3 separate regions of the Homo sapiens genome follow, and regions 1 and 3 are each linked to region 2. Evidence: chromatin contacts called from ENCODE Hi-C or POLR2A ChIA-PET data. All regions are on one chromosome and are shown on one strand. Each heading gives the region's core, a stretch centred on a gene start or an enhancer-like site at or near the end of the contact. The rest is flanking DNA. Distances are from core to core; before and after follow the strand shown. Region 1 holds the start of CCDC110 (coiled-coil domain containing 110). Region 2 holds the start of FRG1 (FSHD region gene 1). Region 3 overlaps FAM149A (family with sequence similarity 149 member A).

What was found. Hi-C counts contacts between places; a loop is a spot of excess contacts on that map. ChIA-PET counts read pairs that join two places held with the same protein, here RNA polymerase II (POLR2A). Pooled maps may share reads with other maps.
Region 1: a map of CD4-positive, alpha-beta T cell shows a loop between it and region 2 (30-fold over the local background). The contact joins the promoter of CCDC110 here to the promoter of FRG1 in region 2. A Hi-C loop is called at or near these places in 1 of 168 maps with a recorded cell type or tissue (CD4-positive, alpha-beta T cell), 2 of 37 single-sample maps with no recorded cell type and 10 of 50 pooled maps.
Region 3: a map with no recorded cell type shows a loop between it and region 2 (4-fold over the local background). The contact joins the enhancer-like site here to the promoter of FRG1 in region 2. A Hi-C loop is called at or near these places in 1 of 37 single-sample maps with no recorded cell type and 5 of 50 pooled maps. POLR2A ChIA-PET finds 5 or more read pairs at or near these places in 1 of 52 experiments (PC-9).

What each region holds. Positions count from the first base shown.
Region 1 is chr4:185,470,210-185,474,547 of GRCh38, forward strand. CCDC110 (coiled-coil domain containing 110) reads right to left here and starts at 1,524. Exons shown (of 7, transcript NM_152775.4): 1 at 1,465-1,524; 2 at 736-840. The coding sequence starts at 1,474. It overlaps LOC105377590 (a long non-coding RNA gene), which reads left to right and starts at 1,222. Exons shown (of 2, transcript NR_133944.1): 1 at 1,222-1,551; 2 at 1,906-2,054. RefSeq lists a silencer at 1,109-1,738.
Region 2 is chr4:189,938,126-189,942,828 of GRCh38, forward strand. FRG1 (FSHD region gene 1) reads left to right here and starts at 2,747. Exons shown (of 9, transcript NM_004477.3): 1 at 2,747-2,946. The coding sequence starts at 2,885. FRG1-DT (FRG1 divergent transcript) reads right to left here and starts at 2,608. Exons shown (of 4, transcript NR_149039.1): 1 at 1,534-2,608. RefSeq lists an enhancer at 3,053-3,552.
Region 3 is chr4:186,148,462-186,153,307 of GRCh38, forward strand. FAM149A (family with sequence similarity 149 member A) reads left to right here. Exons shown (of 14, transcript NM_001395294.1): 2 at 712-822; 3 at 1,105-1,243; 4 at 3,442-3,584. Among named protein-coding and RNA genes, the nearest start is that of FLJ38576, 41 kb to the right of the region's middle. RefSeq lists an enhancer at 259-1,458 and a silencer at 1,477-1,672. Within about 2 kb of position 1,720, at least 9 of the 41 ENCODE cell types and tissues checked have a DNase peak (open chromatin) inside an H3K27ac peak, as active enhancers do.

The DNA of each region.
Region 1 (4,338 bases), core at 274-2,773, 4.5 Mb before region 2:
ATACACCCCTCCCTGGATATCCACAGGGGATTGGTTCCAGAGCCTCTGCGGATAGCAAAATCTGCAGATGCCCAAGTCCCTAATACAAAATGGGGTAGTATTTGCATAGCTTCTATGTGTATCCTGCTGTATACTTTAAATCATCTCTCGATTACTTGTAATACCTTATACAATGTAAATGCTATGTAAATGGCTGTTATACTGTTCAAAATTTGCATTTAAAAATTGTGGTACTGTTATTTTTAAAAATTTTCCCCCCTGAATATTTTCCATCTGTGGTTGGTTGAATCCAAGGATGCGGAACTCCCAGATACCGAGGGCTGACTGCATATCGTTTTAGTGTGTGTCCAAAAAACTCAACAATTCTTACTTAGCATTCAGAGAAGCAACGGAGCGTAGCGTGGTGGTGAAGACAGGCAGTCCGGAGCCGCCCTGCTGAATGCCCGCTCCATTCCTCGCTGCCTGTGTGACCTTAGGGAGTTAACCTCTCTGTGCCCGTTTCCTTATCTGCAAAATGGGGATCGTGGTAGCACCCACCTCGTAAAAGTGTTGTGAGAATTAAACAGTTGATCCATTACGTGCTTAGAACAGCACTGGCACAAAGCGCGAGTGCCGTGGTGGCTGCTGTCCGTGTCATCACGGCCGTGGGAAGCACGCCAGGTGAGCAGGTGGCACAGGCCAGATGCTGCCGCCTGTGTATAGTTAAAGGAGCCTTTTACGGTCTGGCGATTTTACCTGTGTCACTGCAGCCACTTTCCTTCACCCCCTCCGAAGAATTTAGGATCTTGGACGCTGAAAGGAGAACGGAGTCAACTTCATCCTCTTCCCGGTGCTGCTTTTCTGTAACAGAACCGTCCGGGGCTGTTCTGTCGCGGGTCGTGGCGTGGCGGGGCTGAAGGTGGGGGCGGGGCAGAGGGATGGGGCGGGGCAGGGCTAACGGCTGGGGCGGGGCGGAGGGAATTAGGAGGGGGCGGGGCTGAAGGCTGGGGCGGGGGGGCGGGGAGGGCGGGGAGGGCGGGGCGGAGGGAATTAGGAGGGGGCGGGTTTGAAGGCTGGGGCGGGGCGCAGGGATGGGATGGGGCGGAGAGACTGGGCGGGACCTGTGGGGGCAGAGGAATGGGGCGGGGTCAAGGCTGAAGGCTGGGGCGGGGCGGAGGGATGGGGCGGAGGGACGGCATCAGGCCGGGCCTGGGGCGGGGCGCGGCGCTTTCCGCAAGCGGCCACCCGAGGGCGCGCTGGGCGGGCGGCGGCGGCAGACCACGTAGCCAGCCTGTAAGCCACAGCGGACGCAGGGGGCCGCAGCGGGTGCTCAGCCCTAGGGCCGAGCGGGAGATGTGCGGCGAGTGCAGAAGGGCGGACCCGGGATGTCCCGGGTTTTCGAGCGGGGAGCCGCCTGCTGAATGCCCTTCTGCTGCCCTCCGTTCCCGCGGCTCCCCTAGGAGCCCCGCCCCGTCCAACTCTTACCCGGGCTCATCGCCGCGGCTCATCTCTCTCGCAACCGCCGCCGCACGCACCCGCTCCGCCGCCCCGCGCAGGGCATCCTGTCGCCAGGTAACCGGGTGGCCGGGGCGCCGGCCCCACCCCCACCCTCGGCGGCGCGCGCTCGGCTGGGGTCCCTGGTGGGGTCCCGGTGGGTCCCTCCTCACTCCGGACGCTTCCCCGAGAGCTTCCCTGGGAACCTGGCCTGGGACAGCCCACCTGGGCGCCTCCCCGCACACGCGCGCGGCTGTCCGGGACGGGCTTGCTCACACTCGGACTCGCTGCGGTACCCGCCGGACCAAAGCGGTGCGGAGAAAGGGACCGCCCGGGGACGGACACACGCCTGAGAGCTTTCCCTTTGCCTTTCCACATCTCCACTTCATCGCTGTTGTTTTTTTTTTTTAATTCTTAGTCCTCTCATTTCAGCGCATCCCTCAGAGGAGTTTCAGCATTTGGGGATTTGAACGGCCCATGACCAATATTGTGAAAGGACTTTTGTTTGCTGCAATGAAAAGAAGACTCCTATTTTTCAATAATGAATTAACCTAAACATGTATTAAAATATGCTCATGAAAGCTGTGGGAAGCGACGGTGGGCTTCCTTTGTCTAAGCATGTTAATTTTTACGCACCTGGTGTATCACGTGCAGGATTGATGTTGCGTTCACGGGAAACCTGACCTCCTTTAACCAAGGACTGGGTGCGTGCCCCCAGCTAATCCTCCTGCCCATCAGAAAATGGTGCTCTTTAAAGTTTTAAACGAGTATATATTATTTATTTTGTAGTAAACCATCACACATAGAAAATTAAAATTCAAAATCACAATCACCAGGATATCATAATTTGCTATATAATAACATATAATATATAATAAGTAATACATGATGGCTTGCTTTCATTGAAATGAAACTTCTTATGATAGTTTCAGTGCTTACTTCCTCTAATTTGTTTCTTATAGAAATGGGCTCTAGTGCACGCGCCTGTAATCTCAGCTACTCAGGAGGCTGAGGCAGGAGAATCGCTTGAACCCAGGAGGCGGAGGTTGCAGTGAGCCGAGATGGCGCCACTGTGCTCCAGCCTGGGCAACAGAGCCAGACTCCGTCTCAAAAAAACAAAAAAAAACAAACAAAAAAAAAAAAAAGAAAAGAAATGGGCTCTAGGTCCGGCATGATGGCTCACACCTGTAATCCCAGCACTTTGGGAGGCCGAGGCGGGTGGATCACCTGAGGTCAGGAGTCCGAGACCAGCCTGACCAACATGGTGAAACCTTGTCTCTACTAAAAATACCAAAATTAGCCAGGTATGGTGGAGTACATTCGTAATCCCAGCTACTCGGGAGGCTGAGGCAGGAGAATCACTTGAACCCAGGAGGCAGAGGCTGCAGTGAGTCGACATAGTGCAACTGCACTCCAGCCTGGGCCACAGAGCGACACTCTGTCTCAAAAAAAAAAAAAAAAAAAAGAAAGAAAGAAAGAAAAAAATGGGCTCTAGAAGATTTGACTTTCTTGTGGCATTGTAGACAATTTTAATAAATTATAATTTTGAGAATTTATGGTCTGCATTGCTGATTGATATTGATGATTCAGGAGATAGAAATTATTTAGGCAGATAGGGCAAAAGAGTCTTCAGCAGAACTTCTAACAAAAAACAGCTCAAGAAATCATTTTTTTTTCTAACAAAGAGCAGCCTGAAAGCCTGCAAACCTTGCAAAGATAGATCAGGAAGCTGGAAGCGTGCACACCAGGGCGCAGGGGGTTGGGGGGCAGCGTGCGGGTGGATGCCAGCAGCTGCGCTGATAGAAAAGGGCTACCTGGGGGCCAGGCATGTCCACCATGGAATCTCCATCTCCCCTTTTTTGTTAGCACGTGTACAGTAAGAAAGAGATGGGCGATATGGAAAAGCTCAGTCAGAGAACCCACCTGCGTAGTAAAAGATTGGGGTGGGGGCTGCCAGAGATTCATGCCCTATGCAGATGGCACACCTGGTCCTAACTGGTTTTTCACGCCCTATGTAGATCAGACTGCCTCCCCATTAGCTCATCTATAAAATTCTATAAAAAATATTTCACAGCGAATTGGCAACCCGGGGACCCCTTTCTGTAGCGGAGAGCTTATTCCCTTTCTTGTCGCCTATTACATTTCGGCTCTTAACCTCACTCTTTGTGTGTCTGCATCCTTGATCTCCCTGTGAGACAGCAAACCTTGGTGTCAGCCCACACAATGAGGCTGCTTCATTGATAAAGTTAATTTTTTTCCTGAGAGCTACACAAGTTTTCAGCAATATGTTTGTGAAATTACTACTGTAAATAAATTGCATTCCTTCAAAGGGTGAATGACAAAAAGCCACTACATTTTAGCAAGTCTGTTTTTATACTACTGAAGTTTCCACAATTAATTACTATATTGTATTTTATGTAATGCTAATTATTAATATCTAATCATTTGATAATTTATGTAATAATGTGTAATAACTCTAATTTGTCTATGTAATATTTGTGGACTATGATGACAAATTAATATCGGTTATTACATAGAAATTACTTGTGGATTTTTGTGGGAGCACTCAGTCATACCATTTAGTGTAGAATATAAAAAGCAGGTGATAGATGCTACAACATCAAACTCAGATTTAGCCAGTGCACTAATCTCAATAGAGAGTTACTTCCATTTTAAGCTACTTCCTAATCCATTCATCAGTCAGAAAAGCAGCTCTTTAGTTAGAAGGACACTTTATTTTAGATGTCCTATAAGGCCTTTTGATTATCACACTCATTTCTCTTTTGTAAAGCACATCACATATATATTCTCAGTTAAAACAAAAATTTTGTCAGAAAATTATTGCAATTAATATGTAAAAAGGCT
Region 2 (4,703 bases), core at 1,497-3,996:
AATTAAAGACTTTTAAATGAACACTTTAAAGCATAGTTGGTTTCTCCCTCAAATCTTGTCCAAAGCCACTGTTTACAACTCAGCATATCAAAGAAGGCTTCAGACATGATTGTGAAGCTCCCTCAACTTACAGTGTGCTATTTGCAACCTTAGATGCTATCATTCTGGCTTTTCTAACTTTTAGCAACAATAAGCACACCCTTCTCATTTCTCCCCCACCCTGACTTACCCCTCTTTTCATTTAATATACAATTTTTCTCAGAGTGTTCTTACACATCTTTAACTGTAAATATGACAAAAGCACACAGTATAGTACATTTATCACATGTATAAATGCTGTATCTAGTCATACAATTTTCCTTTTAAAAAAGAAATATTTTATTTTCAAAAAGCAAAGACTCTAGGAATCTTTTCTAGCTGCCAGTCATAAAAACATAAATTCCTGGTTAGTTTCCCAAATTTGCCTGACCATAAGAACCACTTGTGATACTTGTCAAACACATGTATGCTGAGTCCCATCCATGATCTCCTGAATCAGAATCACCAGGTGAGAGGCCTGGGAATACACATTTTAAACAAATGTCCACAGTGATTATGATTAGTAAAGCTTGAAAAACATTTCACTAGGATCTTTATGACTGAATAACCTCACAAACATAGGAAAGTTACTGGAAAAAAATATGAGCAGAATTTCAGAATTCTGCCTTTGCTGAAAGTGTTTGTTCCCTCCTCCTCTACTCATCAAGACCTGACTGCTTATGCAACTCCCCCAAACCATCAATGGGAAGAGCTGAAAATGATTTTAATGAAGAAGAAAAGCTGATGTTTAATTTCAAAACTGACGGTTTGAATAGAAGGGAGAGGCATGAATTTATCTTGATTCTAACAGAAAGCATTGTATTTGGGTCTACAAACGAAATTGGTTTCATTTTTATTTTTTGTAAGTTTTCGCCAAACTCTGTGCATATATAGAGGCTGGGCAAGAAAGAAAGAAATCCAGAAATACGGCATATGCCATCCCTTATTTATTTCCCCATGCGACCAGCCAACAGCTTCTTCACCTAGTCCCTGCTTCAAGCTGACTTTCAGTCTACTTCTCTATCGGAAATGGAGCTTCCCCAAAGACTGCCTCAATGTCAGTTACCCAGAGGCCTTTTTTCCATCTTGGGCTCCTAAACTTCTATGATATTAAATGATACTACCCTTTCTGGAAATTCTCCTTAGCTTTGATTTCTATAATTTAACTCTGTTTCATTCCTTCTTTTATAGCCTTTCTTTTCTCTATCCCTTTACTGTAGACATATTGTACGACTTTGTTCTTGACCTTCTGATCTCTCCACATTCATTCCTTCAGAGCATGTATCCATTTTCTTGGTGTCAGGCTTCCTGACTATCTGATTATTACCATCATATAACGATGTTGGTGATGAGCATAGCTAACATATCCTAGGCATTTTCCATGTAGGTTATAATAAGCACCCTATATAACTCGTACCATTTAATTCTTCAACCCTAAATGATACTATTACTAACCACATTGTATGAGACGAGGAAACAGATTTTCATCAAAACCCTGGAAAGCCAACGTGAGGAGCCCCTGTGTGTCTCCTTTGTTAATGACTCCGGGCATCATGGCATGTGGATTGCCATGGAATGGGGATTAGGAAGCGCAGCACTGTGAAAACACCAGAAAATACGTTGATAGCGGTAAGGACGCTCATCTCTGCACATTGTGACGGTTTTGTTTCTGAGTCAGGTTTGAGATGAGCCAATCCTGACTCCATGGTGCCACCAGGGATCACGAATTTAATAAGATCTTCGTGGATGCTTGGAACCCAACTGGTCTCGGTTTTCTACTTTAGGGAAAGAGCCACAGCTTGAGTGGGGTGGTTTTGGTGTCACATACGCGATTAATAACACCCACCGCTGCAGAGGAATCACCGTGGACTACTCCTCCTTTCATCCCATGCTCTTGCGATGGATCCCTCTCACCTGTTTACTGATTTCATTCAAATTCTTCAGCGACCACAGGACCCCGACTTGCCTTCTCTATCCTGGTTCCCTCACTCTGCTTTACAGGCCTGGCCTGCTCGCTGCTCCTCACACCAGCGCTGCACGGCTCCCTCCACGCCTCCGCCCTGTTTCCTCCATCAGACAGGACTAGCTTCCTCCATCTCTGTCGGGCAAATGCCTGCCCAGCCTTCAAGACCCTCCTCAGATGCCGCCTCCACGATTAGGCTTCTTTCAGACCCCTGAGCCTGTAACACGGGCTACCATAACTCTCCACCTCAGCCCACATTCCCACAGCACTCGCGACGTCCGCGACCCTCAACATGGCGCTTCATTCTCTTTTAGGGTATTTCCTGCTTGTTTCCTGCACACACAGTCGCGCGAGGCGCAGTCCTGAGTGACCCACGCACGAGTGGCCCGCGCTTCCAGCCGCGCCGCCGCAGGCCAGCGAGGGCAGCCTGAGCCGCTTCCCGCCCCGGCGAGGACCGTCGCCAGCCCGCTGCTCTAGCAGGAGGCGGTTCCACAGCGCACCCGGCAGCCCAGCCACCGTCAGCACCGCGCCTCGGGCGGGCTTTTCTCCCTTCCGGGAGGCGCGAATCCTCAGGGGCTCCTTGAGAGGGCGCCAGGGAGCAGCTGCGCGCGGATGCCTTTTGGCCCTCTGCGGCCGCCGTAGCTCCCCGGCAGAAACCCGGAAGTGGAACTCTGAGCCATTCAGCGTTTGGGTGAAGACGGAGGCGGGTTCTACAGAGACGTAGGCTGTCAGGGAGTGTTTATTTCGCGTCCGCTTCTGTTTCTCCGCGCCCCTGTGCTGCCCCGACTCACATACTCGTCCAGAACCGGCCTCAGCCTCTCCGCGCAGAAGTTTCCCGGAGCCATGGCCGAGTACTCCTACGTGAAGTCTACCAAGCTCGTGCTCAAGGGAACCAAGACGAAGAGGTGGGTCCTGCAGCTTGGGCGGGAGCCTCCTCCGTTCTTTTCGGACGCACTCCACCCCCGCAACTCCGGTGGAAGCCGTGGCGCGGAGAGCCGGCTTTGTGGCCTCCCAGGCTTCGCCCTGGCCCCTGTCCGGGCTGGACGGAGGCCGGGCCGCGGTTCCCGGCGTCTGTGCAGAGAGGGGCAGCCTCCCGCGCGGACGACCCTGGAAACAGGATAGACGGGCAGGTGACCCGTGACCCCGTACCCACGAGTTTGGGTCCCCTGAGGCATCTCTCCAGGCCTCTGCCTGGGGGGTCTGCATTAGTCTGATCTCGTAGTTCATGATAATTTCCTTTATTAGGGATTATTATTTTCTCCATTGTCTCTTTTCTTTCTAGAAAACTTATTAATTTTTTCTAATCTAATATGTACAGTGAAACCAGGATGAATCACACAGTGGTTGAGGTGTATATGGGCTTTAGGGATATGGGCTCGAACCTGCACTCTTGTCATTTACTAGTTTTGTAATTTGTGGCAAATTGGTTAATATGTCTGAACTTCCATTTACTCATTAAGAGATCAAATATCTGAACCTCCGTTTACACATTTATACTTTCAGACGTTTTTTATACTTTTAGAAGACTGTGAGGATTAAATGAGAGAACATATATGCAGAAAATAAATTGAGCCAAATGTGAGGAGGAGGTCGTAATGGTAATTTATTAGCTTTTTAGGAAAAAATACCTGTGCACTCATATCCCCGCTTCTTTTTTAACTGGCAGATTTGCCCGAGGTACATACAAATGTCGAGTATTTCCTCCTGGTCTCCGTGATAAACAGAGGTTTTGATATTTTTAGGCGAGATAGAAAGTATCAAGGAGTGAGTTGAAGCCACTGGCCTTGAGAACCCTCTCGAGGAGTCTGGCCTCATGAAGATGCCAGAATAAATGGCAGGTTTATCCTGAATGAATGTGAGATTTTTACTCTGTGAATTTCCTGGGAGGAGAGGAGAGTTATCTTCTGAAAACTTTATAATGAAAATGCAGACACGGGTGTCTTAAGATCATCGTAATAATCATAATTAATGCTCATATAGCACTGTCAATGTGCCAAGAAATTGTTGTAGGCACTTTGCACATTAACTTTTTTTCAAATCACTCTTGGTTTTTTATTTTTTTATTGAGATATAATTCATAATTATAAAATTCACCCTTTTGTACAGTCAGGGGTTTTTAGTATATATTCAAGAGGTTCACCACTGTCTAGTTGCTCAGCATTTTCATCATCTCAGAAGGAAATCTCCCCCTACCCATTAAAGCAGTCACATCCCATCCTCCCCCTCTCCTAGTCCTTGGCAACCACTAATCCGCTCTCTATGTGAAATCGCCTATTCTGAATATTTCCTAAGAAATCATGCAACATGTGGCCTTTTGTATCTGGCTCCTTTCACTTATAACATTATTGAGGTTCATCATTGTTGTAGCGCCTGTTCCTTTTTATGGCTGCATAGTATTCCATTGTATGGATGTATCATTTTGTTCATCCATTCATCAACTGATGAACATTTGGGTTGTTTCCCCTTTTTGGCTATTGTGACTAATGCTAGTGTGAATATTCTTATGTAAGTATTTTTGTGGGTGTATGTTTTCATTTCCCTTGGGTATACATACTTAGGAGTAAAATTGCTGGGTCATGTGGTAACTTTAACTTTTTGAGGAACCCCAAACTGTTTCCTGTAGATGCTGCACCATTTTACATTTCCACCAGGAATGTGTGAA
Region 3 (4,846 bases), core at 470-2,969, 3.8 Mb before region 2:
ATTATTAAACATCAGGAAGATATTTTGACTAGAGGAAGTAAATGTTTTAAGCGGTTCATTGAAAGGACATTTCAATGATTAACAGGAACTGTGCTACACCAGTTAGGCTTAATAGTTTATTTAACATCTAGATATTTCTTCTGTTTTAGTTCTTCATTAAATTTTAATATCTTCTAACTCTTGAAAACTCAGTATACCCACAAACAGCAATGCTAGATTAAAGCAAGTTAGGTGTCTGTGTGGCTTCTGAGTCTAAAGAATTTGATGTTTCTTAATTAATATGGGATTAATGATTTTTTTACTGGAGGAGTGGTTGGGTTTTGTAAGTAAGTCCCTTGTCCCTGGTCAAGGGACAACTGGGACCTGAAATCCCTGAAATACTGTGAACTGTTTGGGGCAACTTTTCCTTCTCTGGCTGAGTCACAAAAAGTTGATGTTGTCTTCAGTTCACATAAAGGTACATATAGGTTAATGGCAACCTTGATTTTAAGAAAAAGAAAAATGATGACATCCTAAGTCTCAGTTTCATCAGGATGGGGTGTGTGTGTGTGTGTGTGTGTGTGTGTGTGTGCGCTCATGCACAGGTGGGTTTGGAGGGATGTGGCAGAACGAGAGGAGCAACTTTGTATAAAAGAGAAATTTTAAAAGTCTTAATGAATAAAACTATATTATTACATTAGGGAGACTCGTCATGTTTTATTTTATTTCCAGAAGAGGACTGTCAGAAGGACGTAGAAGGCACGGTTTTACTGTGAGGAGCAAAGATTCTTTACCTACGCATTTTACAAGAAATGTGCAGAAAGCCATTGATAAATATACCTGGTAAGAATTCACCTTGCTTCAGATTACAAAATCACAAAATGCCCGTAACAAATGTGGGAAGGAAGTTAGTGACTGGCCATGAATTTCTAAAAGTAAGATGCAGTTTTATTTTTAACCTAGTGTAAACATCACACTGTAAAAATATTTCAAAATTAGTATACTGTGAAATTAATAAATATATTTAATGAAAGAAAGAGGAAGCAGGCTCAGAAAAGTGAAGCCACTTAGCCATCCAAGCCCTTCCAGCAAATGTGATTTCTTTGCTCATGTTCATTCCTGCAGCAAATCCTTGTCATCCTTTTCCTCCAGCGGAAGCCATACACCCACGGGAGCCCACACCTCTTGGTCTGGGTCGGCCACACAGAGCTCTACCACCGGCTCATCCACGGAGAGGGGCTCCGTTTATTCCTGGAGAGATGACGTATGTCTCAGAATATTTTGGATAATCTTGTAATTACAGTTTATAGTGAAGAGTTGCTTCCTTATATTCAAAATTATTTTTACCAATTATAAAAGCATGACCTATTGCATACATACATGTACATACATGTAAAAGCATGTACATGTTACATGTGAAAATAATAGATCACGAACCGTGGAGGAAAACAGAACTCCCTCGTGACCTTCTGGCCCCGTCTTAGCTGCCCGCAGTTTTCTTGTTTCCACCCTGCAGCCGGCTCTCCGGGTGTGTGCTCCTTGTGACTTCTTGGATGGTATCCATGGCCGGAAATTCAGGACTTGAATAAGAAAGAAATGCTGGAAAAGTAAAAGCTGTGGCAGCCACTGTGATTAGAGAACTCCCCGCCAGTATTCCCAGTCGGATATTTCACCTTCACCCCCTACCGCTGGGGGCGCTGTTGCCTCTGAACTGCTTTTGTCTGTGTGAGCCTGGGATTCTGGCTGGGCGAGCTCTGCCTCCACTGCTCCAGCTTGCTCAGGAGCTCACTGGCTCCAGTCTCCTCCCTCCCCCTCCCTCCAAGGGTCTCCGTGGATCCCAGGACACAGCCCTCCTTTTTAAGGCCCACCTGGCTGCAGCACCTTGGGTGTTCTGTTTTACCTCGTTTATGCTGGGTGTTTTGTTGTTGTTGTTGTTGTTTTTTGCTTGCTTGCTTTCTCTCTCTCTCTGTCTCTTTTTTTTTTTTTTTTTTTTTTTTGAGACGGAGTCTCGCTCTGTCGCCCAGGCTGGAGTGCAGGGGCGCGATCTCGGCTCACTGCAAGCTCCGCCTCCCGGGTTCACGCCATTCTCCTGCCTCAGCCTCCCGAGTAGCTGGGACCACAGGCGCCCACCACCACGCCCGGCTAATTTTTTGTATTTTTAATAGAGACGGGGTTTCACCGTGTTAGCCAGGATGGTCTCGATCTCCTGACCTCGTGATCCGCCCGTCTCGGCCTCCCAAAGTGCTGGGATTACAGGCGTGAGCCACCGCGTCCGGCCTTTTCTCTCTTTTTTTTTTTTAAGACAGAGTCTTGCTCTGTCACTCAAGCTGAGGTGCAGTGGTGCCATGTCGGCTCACTGCAACCTCCGCCTACCAGGTTCAAGCAATACTCCTGTCTCAGCCTCCCGAGTAGCTGGGATTACAAGTGTGCACCGCCATGCCCAGTTAATTTTTGTATTTTTAGTAGAGACGGTGTTTCACCATGTTGGCCAGGCTGGTTTCGAACTCCTGACGTTGTGATCCGCCTGCCTGGGCCTCCCATGGCATGAGCCACTGCGCCCAGCCTCTTTGCTTTCTTTAAAAGTGGTTCCCCACTCCCACTGCACATGGGAATCCGCTTCTGTCCGCAGCTGTGCAGCTGTGATTCTCAGGGGAGCCGGCAGGGCAGGTGCACCGAGGGGGTCTGAAAGGGACTCAGCTCAGCACTGCTAGGAGGACCTTTCACGCACGCAGCTCCCTTACTTAGGGGCAGCTGCCTCCTTCCTCTCCCTTACGCCCACTCACCACCATCCCTCAAGCCCGCCTTCCTTGGTAGAAGGCTGAGCACCACTGCTTTACTCTGTCCAAATTCTAGGATTCTTTTAGTACAACGTTTAATGGAATTACCAGGGAAATTCGTATAACTTCCATTAATACTCAGGCCTCACCCTAATAACCACACTTCTTAGGATAACTAAGGATTTTTTTTTCCAGTTCATTGATTTAAGGAGATTAATGGCCTTTTCTACAAAAGTAATTTTCTTTTCTGTGGTATCACCAGAAGAAAAAAAAATCTTGTATTTTGCAGGTGTGCTTAGGTGTGTCAGGCACAGCTCTGTGAGGAGCTGCCTGTGTTTGCAGACATACAGATGTGGACGTGTCTGTGTGTCTACGCTGATGTCTGTGGCAGTATGAACACGTCCATCTATACCTCTATCTATGCAAATTCTTGAGTCTCATAACTTCCGTGGCAGAAGTTTTCTCTATTTAACAGTAAAAGAATCCGAGGCTCAGAATGAGATGGCATTTCTCAGAAAGGTAACAGCTAGAGCACAGGTGTGTCTGACTGCAAAGCCACCATCTTTTTACCAAGTGATGCACCCTCCTACATAGTGGGTGACAGTAAATGTATAAGTAGCGTTGATCCAGAAGCCCGCAGTTCTGTAACTTGCAGTGTTGTAACCAAGTGTGCATTTCTGTTTAGGAATTTGACGAAGCCAGTTCACAGTCAGTGCAGCGGTTACTCTGGGAGGTGGAGGAAATGTTATTTGAAGGGAAAGTGAACCCTCAGACCCAGAGTCTGCTGGCCGAATGCGGGGAGTGGACAAGAAGATCCCTCCATTTGAGGTGGGACCTTGGTGGTGGAAGTTCTCTGGGGTGGGTTTTCCAAGCACCCACCCCTGACCTGCCTCGATACATTCAGTACATTTGGTGTGAAAGTGCCTGCCCAGTCAGAATATGGATGCAGAGCGCAGTCCTTCACTGAGAGATCACTTTCCTCTTACGGCGTCTGAGGAAATACTGAGACATTCCAGTACTCAAGCGCCTTTTAATTTGTGAGAAGCAAATTCAGGCCATCCTGAGAAGGGCATGACACATATACGAATGCAAGAATGGTGGAGGCCACCTCTTACCTTCACATTCACTGTGTGTGAGCAGCACATGTCTGTCTTCATCACAGAACACAGCGAGGGTGGGCAGAGATGATTTGCTGAACGGCTGGATAGATGGGTCTTCCCATCTCACCCATTCCTTATGTAGGGAGGAGCATGTGTTACTTTTCATATCAAAGATGGAGAATATGGATTGGGTATGAAGGCAAGCTTTTCTTTTCTTTTTGCTTTTTTTTTTTTTTTTTTTTTTTGAGATGGAGTCTTGCTCTGTCGCCCAGGCTGGAGTGCAGTGGCGCGATCTCAGCTCACTGCAATCTCAGCCTCCTTGGTTCACGCCATCCTCCTGCCTCAGCCTCCCGAGTAGCTGGGACTACAGGCACCTGCCACCACGCCCGGCTAATTTTTTTTATTTTTAGTAGAGACGGGGTTTCACCGTGTTAGCCAGGATGGTCTTGATCTCCTGAACTCGTGATCCGCCCGCCTCAGCCTCCCAAAGTGCTGGGATTACAGGCATGAGCCACCGCGCCCGGCCAAAGGCAAGCTTATCTTTCAGTCACTCAGCCAACGTACTGGGGGACAGTTTATCAAAGTTACCTGAGTTCCTGTGGATTCTGTCTGGGGAGAATGAATCAGAACACTCATGTAAATGTGGCTGGATTTCCTGGTTACATTCACTAGGTAACTTTTACAGAAATCTTGACCAACTAGGGTTGTTTTTTTTTTTCTTTTCAACCCTTAATAAGCCACCTGCCCTAAAGAGTATGATATGTCCACTAGATACTAGTTGTGGATACTCACTTTTCTGGGGATGATCACTCACCAGAAATTCGGGAGCTCACACTTATTCTTGTCACTGCTGTCTTACATCATTGATAGAAATGGAGGGAAGGTGGGAAAAGATTGTCAGGTACATAAGCCAAGTGTGCATATTTATATATTTGTATTCTTGTTATGTTTGTGTTTAACTGTGTATTAGTTAATATGTATGGAGGGCTT